Linked DNA regions of Homo sapiens: region 1 is linked to region 2. A link is an interaction called in ENCODE POLR2A ChIA-PET data of the cell type or tissue named here. Cell type or tissue: GM12878. All regions are shown on one strand.

Region 1 (5,000 bases), 65 kb before region 2:
TTTAGTAGAGACAGGGTTTCACCATGTTGGCCACGCTGGTTTTTAAACTCCTGACCTCAGGTGATCTGCCCGCCTCAGCCTTCCAAAGTGCTGGGATTACCGGCGTGAACCACCATGCCTGGCTGGTTGGGGACCATTTTTAAAAATAGCAAAATCACCAACAAATAGCAGAAAAATATGGAAAATGTGGCACTAAAAAAACTGTGAATAGGATACTTCTTTACAGCATGAGAGCTGAAACAAAGCACAGAGTGTCAGGTGATGAGAATTTTTTGATGCCCCTCTGCACGTGTCTGAGAATGATTACAAAAGTACCAAGTGTATTAATTTGGGGGCTAACATAAATTTTCATGAGTAGAGCAGTTTGTAAATATGGAATCCAGGAATAATGAGAATCAGCCACATATTAGTCTTTTGCATAGTAGATGAATAGGAATTTCAGTCTTTGGAAACTTGTGTACAAATACCCATTATATACCCACATTATATACCTGGGATGGGTATATATGTAACCATATCATGTCCTCAAGGAACAAAATTACACATAGTAATGTGGACTGTGATACTCTTGGCTTGTAAGGTGAACATTGATATATTTGTCAGCACCCATCTCCACCTCCATGTAATCTGGCCGTTGCTTGTCTGAATATTGAGTAGAGTATGAAATAATCCACACTTGATCTCAATTCAGTGTAGTTTGTGTGACAATTACTAAGATATCATAGCTTCATTTATTCTTTTGTGCTTGTACATGGCTATCCTAAAAATGGCCCAAAAGATCACTATAAGCTGTGTGTGTCCAGTGGAAACCCATGTGTGTCGTGGTGCTGTGCCTGTTTCCCTCTACGTCCTGGGTCTTTGTCATGCCACTCCTCTTTTTTTTTCTCTTTTTTTTTTACATGATGTCTTGCTCTGTTGCCCAGTCTAGAGTGCAGTGGTGTGATCTTGGCTCACTGCAACCTCCACCTCCCAGGTTCAAGCAATTCTCCTGTCTCAGCCTCCTGAGTAGCTGGGATTACACCTGCCACCAAGCCCAGCTAACTTTTGTATTTTTAGTAGAGACGGGGTTTCACCATGCTGTTCAGGCTGTCAAACTCCCGACCTCAGGTGATCTGCCTTCCTAGGCCTCCCAAAGTGCTGGGATTACAGGCATAAGCCACCACACCCGGTCCCATTCCTCTTTCTCTACATTTCTCTACCAAGTCTCCATATTTGTTTGTGCTGCCTCATTTTCAGAATGTGTTAGGCAATGGAAATGGTGAGGAGGGAGTGTTCAGAAGGAAGGGAGAAAATGATAGAACAATTATCATAAGCAGCAATTCTTGAATACCTTACTATTGGACTAATCATTATTGAAATTATCAAATAGTCTAAAGCTTGTCATCCCTCGGTGCCTGAGTCACCTCTGGATGATCCAGGGTGGGCTGCAGATGTATCTTGACCTTGCCTTCTTTGTCTCTAATATCCAATCTCCTAAATAGGAGGAGAAGGAATTAAATATTTAGTAAATGTCCTAGTGCCTACCACATTGAATTCTTTGAAGTTCCTTTTTATTTTTTAAACCGGATTTCTTATCTCTCTTCTTATACCTAATCTTCCAGGAACGCCTTCCCCTCCATCTCTCTGAATGTCTAAATACCACCCTGTACTTAAGCCCCCATTTAAACACTATCTCTTCCATGAGTTTGTCTTTGATCCCCTCAGGCTACAGTAATCCCTCACTCTTGTGAACTCCCACAGCTCATTATCAGTGCCTCTCACAGCATTTGCCAGGCTCTAGTTTGTGCACATTATCTAGGTGCCTGTGCCATCTCCCGCAGTTGAATGCCAGCCCCTGGGGGCAGGGTAAGAGCCAAGTCGGCTTCAGCTCTGCACCAGGTGGTTTTCAGCAAAGAGTGAAGTCAGTCTGACTTTAGGGGCCAGAGGACAGGATTCCACAAGCTCGAGGAGATTCTCCTATGGAAGATTCTGAGGCAATGCAAAGTTCAAGAGAAGGTAATCCTATCACGGAAATGGCAATGAAATGAATCCCTTATTTTAACTTTAATTTTAGATCTTCACCATAATCACTAGCATTGATTTGGATGGTAGCTGCATGGTTGCTAATCACCGTCCTTGCTGTCTAAGAGAACAAGACTTCTTAAAAATCTGCTTAAAAATCAAATTATCTGCCCAGTGCAGTGGCTTACACCTATAGTCCCAACTACTCAGGGGCCTGAGGTGGGAGGATCACTTGAGCCCAGGAGTTTGAGACTGCAGAGAGCTGTGATAGCATCACTGCCCTCCAGCCTGGTCAGCAGAGTGACACCATGTCTCTAAAACAATAACGAAAATCAAATGATCTAATTTCCCCAATAAGGTAGGTAATAATATTATTATCTTAATCTTTTCTCATATAAATATCTATATCTATTGCTGATTTAAAGGACTACATCCAGCTTTTAAAAATTTCTGTAGAGTTGATTTTCAATTCAGCTTTGAAGCTGAACTTTATTCTGGGCAAATGAGATTTTACCAAGCTAGAAATTACCAACAATATTTTCTATTTGTAACTATTCTCCAAGAAGAAATTTGTTGTCAAAGCTGAATGGACACGTCCCCTTTATCAAATACAAGTCAAAATTGTGGCACTAGTTTCATATTATTGAAGATTAAATGCTTTGTCTTTAGAGAGATCGGGCAGCCCTGAGCTTTTAGGGAGGGCTAATTGGAGTTTGGTATTCTTTGTTATTCTAAAAAAAAAAAAAAACGACTGAGTTTGAATTGAAGAAAATGAAGAAGTCTAAAGACCAGCTGGATAAGTTCAAAAGAGGTCTTTTCATCAAAACCTTAATGGCTTTGGTGTCAGGATTTGAAGACAGAGCATTTGGGAGTGTGGTTATCAGCTGTCAGGCACCTGTTGTGTGGATTTATGACTTGAGTCATGGACTTTAATTTTTTTCCAATGAGGTGCTGAGACTAGCTCCTCATGCACCATAGATGACAGAATCTATTTTAGAAAGGCAACAAATTTTGTTTAAGTAAAAATTTGTCAGTTTTTAACGTTATTTAACTTCATCTATAATTTCACGTTCAGTAAGCTGTAGCTTTTGTTAAAGTGCCAATGTTTATTATTTCCATGAATTGAGGTTTTAGAGGAGTTTACGTGATAGGTAACAAATTAGTAAATAAGGTATCTTTCTATTCTTTCAATAAAATACAGAGTTCAATTATACAAGGTCACAGTTTTAGTAAAGAGAGTTACAATAAGTTACAGCTTGGTTCCTCAAATCTCTATATCACTCTTGCGTAAGAAGTGAGTACCTAAGATTTTACAAATTCTGAAACCAAATCTGATTCACATGTGTAATGTACAGAAGAGTTATGTAGTATTTAATTCCATTCAGATTTAAGCTTTATAGACTGCATATTTTCTAGTTAAGTATCTGTTTCATTTATATTCTCTGGTTTAAAATCCCAGTGTTAGTGGGAATTCTAAATTTTCTATGATAGTTACTTTGGGCCATCTCCCTGTCTTACAAAGCAAAGCTTCTTTATATTTTTTCTGAATTTTATTTTGAAGTAAAATCTCAAGGTGGTGGTTGTACATATGAAATACTAGCAAACTGTTCAGCTATGTGTCATTCGAAACCTCTGATTAACCAGTAACCTGGCAACTTCGTCCTTTCAGAACATAGGCACAAACCTGAAAATAATTTTTACAGATATATAAGTAGAGATGAAATTAGGTATCTCTAAAACCATCCACAAAGGAAGTGGAAGGGTTAAATAGCCCTTTAGTCATCAATAATCCCTGGGAGTGTCATTTAGAGAAACACAAATTCCAATAATTCACATTTATGTATCACTTAAAATCTTTCAAGAAGTATGCAAACATTTTAGAAAGAGTGTCATTAAACCAATTACTGTTTTTTAATAAAAAGATTCAGTAATGAAAGAGATATGTTATGTTTACATAGAAAATTTATGTTGCTCAATAAATGAAGGACCACTAAACTTTCAGCCAAGACATTAGAGTTTCTAATTGATGCAATAGATGTTTTTCTAACAATAAGTTAAATGAGCTCCCAGAACTCCTGGATCATGTGTTGCAGTGGGAGAACACAGAAAATGACAAAAAAAAAATAGTAAATATATATAGGATATAAGATTTTGGAAAGTACCGTAGAGAAAAACTAACCAGAATAAAGGGGTAGAGAGGGCTGGAGTTTGCACTGGGCTTGCTGTTTTATAAAAACTGAAAAGAGAAGCCCTCAGTGACTCAATATTCTTAAAATGTGCCATATTTAGAAGAGAATGATATTTTCTGGAATATCTCAGGAAAGGGTTAGAATCAAATCTTAAAATTAGCTAAGAATTGTTAAAATTTAGAGGAATAGGGATTCCCAGGAAGAGGAGAAAAACTAAGGATGTCCTGGGCAGAAGATACAGCACATACAAAAACAGCCACCTTTGTTCAGAAAAGAGTGAGAGGTTGGATGTGAGAGGATGGATATTTCTCTTTAAGGGGAAGTGATAGGATGTGAAGTCATAGGTGTTAGAATGGACAAGAAAAAGCTTGGTAGAGCATGACAAGAAGTTTGGAATGAAACCTAGGCTTGCTGGGACCACAGTTTAAAGTGGACAGGAGTGTGGCATAAAGGTGTTTTCATCTGATAATTTGTTTTGAAATCAGAGCTGTTTTATGTACTAATTTAATCAATTGCATGTTATTCTATCTTTTCTATTACTTTCTAGATGATGTTCCAATTAATGGAACGTAAACACAATAATTTTTTAAAATATTTTTTAAAAACAATGAGAACAAGTATTGGCAATAATGAAAGAATGGATACTGTCAATTATTGATGTAAATTAGTACAATTTAGTACAATTAGTAAATTAATACAATTAAATATGAGAGGATACCCACTAAAGTGCACAACTATACAGAGTAATCAATAAGAGAACAGCTGCAGAACCACAAAGACATGAAAGGGCTGGAGCAGCTGCAGCTGCTT
Region 2 (5,000 bases):
TTATAGGCCCCTGCTAAGTGGCGGGCAGTCTCCAGGACATTAAGGACACAGTGGTGAAAGACACTAGCCCAATCTATAGAGAACTTCGAGACGGAAATAGACAAACAGCTCCAACAAGGCAAAGGGTAAGTCCAGGCTCCCCATGCAGTGACGGCTTTCAGAAGGTTCTCTCACTTGGCCTCAGGCTCCCGGAAGGCCAGTTCTCTTCCACACAAAGAATGGAGGAGTCTGAATCATTGAGTGGGCAGCCAGTAAACTGATGCTCAGAGTCACGTGTCTTTTTAGGCTGTGACAGTCTCTCCATTGTGAAGACAACTGCACTATTTGGGATGAGCCAAGTTACAGTACAATTCAGCAGTTCCTGAGTTTAAACACATTCCTGTGAAAAGAAATAAAACAGCTGATAGATCTTTACTCGTGTGTACCTTTTTAAAAAGCAAGAATATAGGTATTGTGAGAGGAAAAAAATAGCTTTCTTTTTACACCTTATAGAGCTGAAATATATCTCAGCTTCAATTTCCCTGAGGGTGTTTCACAAACAATGGGTTTCACAGGCCCAGGAAGTATACTACAGAGCTGAAGCTCTGTGGTCAAAATGCCAACAAGGAGCCCATTCTTTCTTTCTTTTTTTTTTTTTTTTTTTTTTTTAAGAATCACACTTATTCAGAAGGGTAATTTTTGAGAGCACACTCCCTGCCAGAGAAGGCTTTAAAAAGCCAAAGCCACAGTCTTTCACAGTCTCAGTGCTGCAAGATGATCCTATAAATACAAGATAAAATTAGAAGTGGTCTAGGTGTTGCTTTATGCCTGTGGGTCTAGCGTGCACGGTCTGCATCTCATAAACTGGTGGAATGCTGTCTGCGCTAAATAGGGGGTTGAAAACAGTACAGTTTTATAAGTCTTTCCAGGGGATCGCTATCCTCCCAACAAACCTAGCATGCATGTTTTCTGTGATGTTGGTCCTCAACATATATTTTGAAGTTTTTAAAATGACAGTATATCTAAATAGTAATATGTATTCGATCTAGTTCAGTATACTGAGAGGACAAATCAACGCTTTGCAGTAGAAGATGTTAGGTTAGCTCCCTGAGGAAAATTTTATGACTCTGTTCAACACATCCCTTGACATCTCTGTGAAGAAGGAAACTTCATCAAACCCTGTGATGTAATTATGGAAGACACAATGATTTTGTCATGTGTGAAAACTCTTTTTTTCTTCTTCTTTTTAAACAGTGCAAGAAAAGTGATGTAGGCACACATCTTACCAGACTTAATGTCTTAGATTCTGAAAAGCATCAAAACAAATCAGGAGAAAAACTCAATAGATTAGAACACTTAGTCCTTGCCCTACCCTGTTTTATTCCCGCTTATCCCTAATCTTGGTGAATGGTTCTATGAGTACTGGATTCCTTCCTCTCAGTCCTCACCCCAACTCCTTGATTCTACCTCCTTCATATCTCTAAATATTATATCCTTATTATTTTTCCTCGTCTGAACTGCCATCACCTGATCCAAACGAACTTCCTATCTTGCCTGGATTCTTGCACTTGCCAACTAGCTAGGCCGCCTGCTTCCAGTTTGCTCATATCCCACCCCTTTCCACCAGACCATTCATCCTCCAGAACCCTAAATGCACATTTCATCATCATGTTCCCCCCTTTTTTAACACTGAGCACACCTCTCACCTGCTAATTTCTAGGACAAGGCTCCCACCACAAGGTCCTGCATGGCCTGGCCATGGCTCCCTGCTTTCCTTGTTCACCCCATCTCCTCATTCCAAGCAGCATACAATACCACAGCAAACTCTGCAGCCCCCAAACATATGAGGCTGTCTACTTATCTTTAGTTTCTATTTCTGCTTCTACTTGAAGAAAAATTCTCCCTCTCTACCTCCTCATTCATCAGCTGGCTAACTCATATTAATGCCTCAAAATTCAGCTGCCAATAATTAAAATAATAATAATAATAACTTATGGTGACTGAGCACTTTCCATGTGCAGGTAAAGTAGTAACTTTATGGTCATCTTATTCTTCCTTTAAGAGAAAACATTCACAATTAAGCAACAGATAAGAGATGAGAGAAGTACCAGGGGACAGCAGTAATATGGAAAGAAAAGGATGAAGATGCAAGAAAAAAGGTTGTGGCCCATAGTATTAAATTCTTCAACGATAAAGACAAAGATTTGCAATATGCAATTGGGTTTTGCAAAAAGAAGGGCATTGGCCAACTTGGAGAGAGTATTTCTTGAGTGTTTTGGAGAATGAGGCCGTGTTTCAATGAGCTTAAAATTAATGAGAGCTGAGAATATGAAAATAATGGATAGAGCATTTCAAGTGATTATTCAAGTGAAAGGAAGAAAGAAACTTTAAGATCAAATACCGGTGCTTGTGATAGGGGACAGAGTGGTAGTATTGTGGGAAAGATATGTTATGATGATTTTATGTAGAGAAGAAAGAGTGAGGAGAAAGAGACAGTTTTGTCACATAAAGTAGTAAAATTGGGTAGCACAATCTAAGCAATTAGAATTACATCATACAAGGAGAGGCATGATATGCTTATGAAGCCATATTGCTCGGTGTCTAATTCTGGCTCTGTCTTATAAGGTATATGTTCTTGGGATAATTATCTAACCCTTCTCTGCCCCAATTTCCTCATAACGTAACAGCCTGATGAGTTATTCTGGCTCGGTACACAAATAAAGACCGTGGCATTTTAGGAAAGAAAGAGTTTAATTGACACGAGGTCAGCCACACCATGTAGGAGATAGAGTTATTACTCAAATCAGTCTCACCAAAGGCTCATAGGTTAGGGGTTTTCCAAAGGTATTTTGAGGGAAACAGTGGGAGTGGCTATGCAATGGGTGCTTGCTGCTGATTGGTTGGGTCAGAGATGAAATCATAGGGAATTGAAGCTGTCCTCTTGAGCTGAGTTGGTTCTGGGTGGGGCCACAGGAGCCACCAGTTAGCAGCTCTAGGTGGAGCCATGCTGTTAGATACACACAAAACCTGAAAGGATATCACAAAATGCCTATCTACAATAGAAAAGTGATGTTATTTGCAGGAGTAACTGGGGAAGTTACACCTTATCAGAATTCAGACTCCTCTCCTCCTGTAGGCTGGTGGTCTCTCATTAGCTTCATAAAGGCAATTGAGTTTTGGGGAAGGACGGTTTTCATTTAAACTATAAACTAAATCTCTTCCAAAGTTAACCAGCCTAAACCCAGGCAGCTTGAAAGCTAAAGAAAAGGTTGGGGGTGGAGGGGGGCGGCGGGCTAGATCAGATCTCCCTCACTGCCATAATTTTCTCACTGATATAATTTTTTCGAAGATGGTTTCAATAATACTGTCTACCTCATAGGGTTGTTATACAGAATAAATAAGTTAATATATGTAAAGCACTTAGAATACCAATATGTTTAGCTGTCATTATTATTACTGCCAAGACAACTGTGCAATGCTGTGTTTGTTTTCGGTTTTAACTTCTAGACTAAGAACTCTTCGAAAACAAGGGCTGTGTCTTTATCATATCCCCAGTATGGAGCACAGTGCCTGATCCATAATAGGTGTTCAAAAAACAGATAATAAATTGGTGGTTAAATGTATGCAGGCAGGAGGGTTGGCCAGGACTACCTTTCTTGATATTCTTCCTATTACTTACTGTTTTTATAATATACAAAAAAATTAACCACAAAGAATAAAGCCTTATTTATTAAAAAAAAACCCACATGTAGTATATTCACAGAATATCAAACATCTAAGAACAAAACATGTGCTTTGTAGCTTACTTGAGTTTTCCTAGGTACGTCTCTGAAAAGCAGTGGTTAGCCTTCCACCTAAAGCCTGCAGTGAGGCATTGTCATTGCCCTAGAAAGCTCTGGCTGCTGCAGTTTATATTCAGCTATTAGAATGAAAATGCTGAACAGCTCCTTAGTGACATTACATGTATCTGAACACCAGTAGCCTTAAATTGGCATTTCCTTGTGTCAGCCATTTATTAAGCTGTCCAGTTCTATTACCCAGGCTCCTCTCTGAGCTACCTTTTACCCCCATCACTCACAGGCTCTGCCATGAGCATCACTCATATCACCCTGACTCAGGGCTGTGCTCCTTTCACTCTAGAAAGTGGCCTTGCTTTATTTTTAAATTGTATTTTAAAAATATATTAGACAGGTTTTTATTCTCTATAAATGAAAATACACGTTCAAATGATTAAACAAGTTGTTCTCTTTAAAGCCAAAATGTTATCTGATATAAGAAGTCATATAAAAATCATAATGCGTATGTTTACAGCTTCTTGGTTACTCTTTAAACACAAACCATCTTAAAGACAAGAATGGTTTTCTAACTCCTATTTTTCCTTGAGAGGAAGCACCTACTATCCTTCCAATAAAGACTGCAGGAAATAAGCATGAATCAATTGGATAAATGTTGAATGAGAGAAATAGCTGCCAACTAGTATCATATCAACAGGAAAAACACAAACGTCCCAGAAGGGCAAGAAGAATAGCTTGGACCTGAAAGCTTAGAGATCTGACTTCACGTAGATCAAATTGGATATTGCAGACCAGAAATACAAGAACCAAAGAAGTTGATTTCCCCAGTGTCGGGCATTTCGTAAGTGACTGAGAGGGGGAGTGGCACCCCTGGCTTGCAGAACAATGATTTTTTTTTCCACGTACAACAACGCAAGGAAGCAATGCAATAGCGTTGACTGCTAATATAGAGTAACACAAGGATAACCGAGGAAGAAGGATCTCACAATAAAGGAGCACATTCCTTCCAACTTGAAATGGAGTCGCTTTTGCTGTTTACTCTGGAGTCCCTTCCTGTGCTGCCTGCAGGCGTGTTCAGGTGTCAGTTGTCAAGCAGCCTGTGGTCAAGATTACTTATTGTTTGAGTGTCAATCACATGCTTTTATTCCTGAGACCTCACACAGATTGTGTTTGACACCATATTAATCGTCATCTTTCTTCATTCAGCTGTTGGAATTCCCAAATAAA

Evidence for each region. ChIA-PET counts read pairs that join two places held together with the same protein. Peaks named below come from ENCODE experiments on the same cell type or tissue, not always from the same donor. Only the 100,000 strongest peaks of a DNase experiment are listed, where the experiment ranks them.
Region 1: POLR2A ChIA-PET joins it to region 2 with 5 read pairs; 2 of 35 experiments call an interaction of 5 or more read pairs at or near these places.

What each region holds. Positions count from the first base shown.
Region 1 is chr13:38,756,717-38,761,716 of GRCh38, forward strand. The region is part of intron 2 of FREM2 (FRAS1 related extracellular matrix 2); the gene reads left to right. Among named protein-coding and RNA genes, the nearest start is that of FREM2-AS1, 68 kb to the right of the region's middle. In GM12878, no CTCF peak of the experiment used is centred here; no DNase peak of the experiment used is centred here.
Region 2 is chr13:38,821,724-38,826,723 of GRCh38, forward strand. The region is part of intron 6 of FREM2 (FRAS1 related extracellular matrix 2); the gene reads left to right. FREM2-AS1 (FREM2 antisense RNA 1) reads right to left here. Exons shown (of 2, transcript NR_146963.1): 2 at 1-379. Among named protein-coding and RNA genes, the nearest start is that of FREM2-AS1, 3.4 kb to the right of the region's middle. RefSeq lists an enhancer at 2,796-2,985. In GM12878, no CTCF peak of the experiment used is centred here; DNase peaks (open chromatin) are centred at 623 and 2,828; H3K27ac peaks cover 224 bases.